Linked DNA regions of Homo sapiens: region 1 is linked to region 2. A link is a loop called in an ENCODE intact Hi-C map of the cell type or tissue named here. Cell type or tissue: heart right ventricle. All regions are shown on one strand.

The links. A loop is a pair of places that touch in the nucleus more often than their neighbours do. Peaks named below come from ENCODE experiments on the same cell type or tissue, not always from the same donor. Only the 100,000 strongest peaks of a DNase experiment are listed, where the experiment ranks them.
Region 1: it touches region 2 in a loop (2.5-fold over the local background); 90 of 110 quality-filtered maps call a loop at or near these places.

Annotation. Positions count from the first base shown.
Region 1 is chr2:54,898,474-54,900,973 of GRCh38, reverse strand. EML6 (EMAP like 6) reads right to left here. Exons shown (of 42, transcript NM_001039753.4): 22 at 1,192-1,333. Among named protein-coding and RNA genes, the nearest start is that of EML6-AS1, 150 kb to the right of the region's middle. In heart right ventricle, a CTCF peak has its summit at 943 (motif pointing left); no DNase peak of the experiment used is centred here.
Region 2 is chr2:55,167,701-55,170,200 of GRCh38, reverse strand. No RefSeq gene overlaps it. Among named protein-coding and RNA genes, the nearest start is that of CLHC1, 63 kb to the left of the region's middle. In heart right ventricle, a CTCF peak has its summit at 1,441 (motif pointing right); DNase peaks (open chromatin) are centred at 1,444 and 1,872; H3K27ac peaks cover 1,020 bases.

The sequences.
Region 1 (2,500 bases), 270 kb after region 2:
ATATTTTAGGGTCAGACCTCAATTTCATCCTTCCCTCTTAAGAACTTTTACAGATCCTTCAAGCCTCAGCTCGTCACCTCTCTGATGAAGCATTTCCAAGCAGTAGATGTCCTCTGAGGCTCCAGGGTACTTTGTGCCAAATATCTTTAGTTTGTCCTTTCACATCCCCTTTTTGCCCTTGTCCACCCTGCTCTGTGCCTGAAGCTGGTCTGCATGGAGAGCATCAATGGGCTCCCTTGTCCTCTGGTTTCAGGTTGACTTTGGCCAACGGGGAGCACTGGTGGGAAATTAGAGAGATGGAGGAAGAATAGGGAGGCCGGGCCATTTATTTCCCTGGCTGCCTCCCGCAGGGTCACTGCATGCTGGCAGAGTCCCCTGCTATCAGTCGTGGCTTCTCTCAGGCTGCCATCTCATGTGGCTCTCATATTCAAGGTTGCAGCAATTGTCCTCTCCTCCTGTCCCTTCAAGCCCAGGGCCAGTGAGAGCAGCCGCCATTACTAGCTGCATAGTGCTGCACTATCCCTGGTCATTTCCTCATACCTTCCCCATCCCTTTATATAAATAGTCCCATTTTAAAGACTCTCCTCGAATTACCCAATTTGAATGGATATGTTGCTGAGACTCTGTTCAAGTCCTGTCTATCTCTGACACTAGAGATGGGACCATTCATCATGGGATCCCCTGTGCCTGCCACACAGAAGCTACTTAATAAATGTTTGCTGAATTTGTACCTCTCAGTACACCTCATAGTTCTAGTGCATTTAGGTGTTCAAGACATATTTACTCATTTCTTAAGTATTATATTTCTATATAATTGATGTTTGTTTTCAAGTCATAAAATAAGTTCTGGAGACTGTTACAAAATAAATAGCATTCTTTAAAAGCTGATGAATTTCAATTGACTCCCACAGCTCTCAATGAGAAGAGGAAGGACATATTGCCCCCAGGTGGCAAATATCTGTGCAGTGCAAGGAAAATGAAGTGAAAAATGGAGCTGGATTAGGCCAGCCTTCTGGCATAATTCTACATGTGCTTAGTTATGACTGTAGCAACCAATATAAAATTCTCATTGCCCAGCATATTTATGGGCATATAACACGTGCCCTCAGTAAATATTAACTGAGTGAATAAATATGACACATTCTGTTACTTGTAAATACTCTGACAGATGTGTAAGGTGGTGTTATGTACCTTTTTTGAGTTTCCGTACTGCCAGCATACGGTGCTGGGCAGATAGTTCCCAGATGCGAAGTGTTTTATCATCGCTCACTGTTGCACAGATGGGCAGGAGAGGGTGAGCTGCCAACCCCCACACTTCTCCTTCCATGTGCCCCTGTGGGAGAGGAAAAGGGGCAACATAAACTCTACTTATGCTGTTTGGCTAGCCCTTCTTTAGCCTGGTGCTACATATTCAGTCCAAGAGTACCACAAAAAAGCACAAATAGGAATAAACACACTTTGAGCTTCCTTGAACCAAAATCATCACCCGAAATAATTTTTTCATTTAAACTTGAATCTACAGCTAGACCTACACGATGCTAAATCATTCATTTGCAAAGCAAAACATGAACTCATTGCTTATTGGTTTTGTTTATATGATGCCAAACATCTTTCCATTTAGAAACATCCAGGTAAATGGTGAAATGCCTGCTTTTCTGTTGTTTCATACTAAATAAACATAGTATATATGTACCCTCCTAGTAAAGCAGCTTAATCACAAGGACACAAACCACTTCCTTCAGTTAAATCATATTCTAAAAGATGCAGGTACGACCCATTCATGTCAGTGAAATTGAAGAGCAATATTCTAATTATTTATGCAATTTTAGTCCTTTGAATGTGTAGCATTCGGCAGAGCAGAAGTAAAGGAAGCTAAATTTTCATTTCAAGCGTCCTCGGTGTAGCCCAGGTTCTGCGTCTGTTCACAAATTGGTCTGTCCATGTGCCAACAATGAACATCAAAAACTGAAAGGTGCTTAATAAGCACTGGACCAATTCCATGTATCTGTATCTTATCACAAACACACTTGGCTGGCTTAGAATAATAACTAAGAGAAAGCAGTATTTTTTTATAACGAACACTTAACAGGGAGAAAATGAATTTGATTCTCATAATTTTTCACTCTATAATGCAGTGTGTAAAGATTAGTGCTACAGAGCAATAAAACAGACCAGATTAACTGTTTACTGAATTTTGGCTTTTTAATGGCTAATTACAAAAAGGCTTTGCTTAGTAAAGCAAAAAGGAAGCCCACACACAGGCATCTGAAAGGTGTTTGTAGCTGGAATGCTTTGGGGAACAGGTGGCTTTCCAAAGAGAAATTGGATGATTCCAATTTAACTGAGAAGCTATTTGAGCAAAACAGTAATTTGGCAGAAGATGTAAAGTTCCAAATACAACTGACATTCAAATATGAGAAAATGAGGGCTGAAGGATACAGACATTGTTTTTGAATTTATTGGATTTGAGGACACCCTACATCCCCGGTTTTCTAGCCTT
Region 2 (2,500 bases):
GCCTCCTTGAGGTGAGTACTTAATGTTGATCAGCTTCTGAACACAACATCCAGAAACAGGTTTGTGCTGCTACTAGGATCAATAATGAGAATGCGAAAAACATTGGCAGAGAGATTCCAGTGGCCTTCCAGATTGCAGTGCAGAGAGCCTGCTTGCCAAGAAACCAAACATAGGTATTAATCTTGGCATCCGAGAATGTGACTCTCCCTGTTTTCTTGAGGGTGCAGGGACAGGGAGAATAATTGCCAAGGCTATTCCTTCTATTCCTTTGCCCAGGTTGGTCCCCTAGAGATGGAAAAAAGTCCTTTATGCTATTTGTGTGTATAAACAGTCTCCAAGTTTCTTCTACCCTCTGGGTATGCTTTTTCAGGTGTCAAATGAACATGATAATATTTTCTAAGAGATGATTTTCATGCTGACTCTTTCCCTAAGGAACAAGAGGTCTTGAAGAGCTCATAACACCAGTAGCAGATACCAGAAAAAGGTGCATATCTTAAACCCAAGTGACACATAAATTAGACATCAATAAGATTACAGCTACTCTCATTCTGTGATTTGTAATCCATGAAAAATTGCTTATAAAATGAATGTTTTCTAAATGAAACAGGACTGAAATGGTTATTTTGAAGAAATTTTCCTGGGAATGCTCTGTGAGATGAATCACCAACTCCTAATTTATCTGCCTGGTAAATGTTAGGTTTGCCTAATGCAAAGTGTCCCATTGATAGGGATAATAGCAGGCACCACAAACACTTGTTGAAATCATCTTTGCTTAAATGCTAAATAGAGCATCGAAACTAGTTTGAGGCTTCACATTAAGAAAACTGTTACTAATTTTGAGCATGTATAGATCGTGAAGATGTAGAAAGAAAAGTTGAAGGAATGGGGTTATTCAATTTGGGAAGAAAAAAACAAACATATAATCACAGTTCTGCCTTTGAGTGTCCAAAAGCCCTCACCTTAAGGATACAACAAACTCTAAGCCACATGAGCCATAGAACTAAATAATAAACCATTTTTATTTGAGACAGAATAATTTGCTGATGGTGGAGATTGTGAAGGCTGGTATTGGGTCAATAAAGAAAGTTGTAGAAGGAGCTACTCTGAAAGCCTTAAAAAATAAACTAGTTGCTCTCTTCTGTTTGATATAATTATGGTAGTTTCTGGGTTTTAGAGGAGTCCTAAAGAAAATTCTTGAGATGATCTTTTTTGGAGAAGCCCTGTGCAACACTCAAAATTACTTAATCCAACAACCATTTCCTGATTAGCTACTAAGAGAGGAATAAGACATCCTATGTATCTCATGGGTACTTGCAATCTAGAAGTAAAGTTATATACAAACAATTGTAATACAACATGGTAAGAGTTAAAATGGAAACATAACAGAACAATGACCTTTCTTGGTTAGGATTTACTAGAATATGTGCCAGTTTGACTCAGTAGATGGCGGCAGAGATGCCAGCAAGACCTTCAGTGATTGGAATTGTTTTTATGGGGAAGAAGTGAGGCTGGTCCTATTGTTTCTAGTCGTATTTTTCAATATAGTCATATTTTCTGGTTGGAAAGCTTGAGCAGCTCAAGGACCATTCTTGGAGGATTTGTATTCTTAAGAAGATGGCCCTTTAAGGAAAATTTACTCTATATGAAAATATGTAAACATCCAAGCACTTTTTCATATTTAGCTTTTCAGTGAAATAGGGATGAGGGTGGGGTGAGTGGGGTGAGTCCAGGCCTGGAGAGAGGACTTTGTTTTCTAAACATAGCATTTATTTTCGAGGCACTTCAAAGGATGTATTGTAGTAGGATCCTGCTCTTTATGCAGCAATCCTACACTGTTAGACGCTTGACCAGGCCCCTCGTGGCTTGGCTGACTTTTCTGTTTGTGCTGCTTTGGGCTGAAGCACAGGCTAGTTGAAGAGTTGTTGCTGATGCCGTAACTGTAGCTTTGAAACCTTTTGGCATGCTCAGTGTATTCTTCAGGAAACTAAGAAATGTAGACTTAGAAATAACCCAAGCCAGACAACTTGTTGCCAGATTGTGGGGAGTGTATTCTCCCAAAATCATTGAGATGGTTTCAGAACTAACTGAAGAGAGTGCCTGGTTATTCTGCTTGCACAGTCTTCAAGCCTTGATTCAAAGTGGGGCAATGAGATTAGTGCAGAGGTGAAGGCAAGAGGCGTCTGTGTGTGCCTCCGGAGAGACCCTAGCCTAGGAAGCAATTCTGAGACTTTGTTATTTTCTGACCAGAACTGCCAGCTCACGGATCTCCACATACCACTTAGCTTTTGAAGGGAGCCTATGAGCCAAGGTTAAGTCTTCTTTCACCCCACAGTTGGGGTTTTATTTGTTGTCTTTGTTCCTCAGCTCTGTCTCCATCAAAAACAAGATAATGAGCTTGTTGGTCAAGCAGCTTGTAATTTTCCCAGGTCAGCTGAGTGTCTAGAGGAGGAGAAACAAGGCCTGATGATTCCTGAGTAGGTGAATACATTTAGGAGGACAG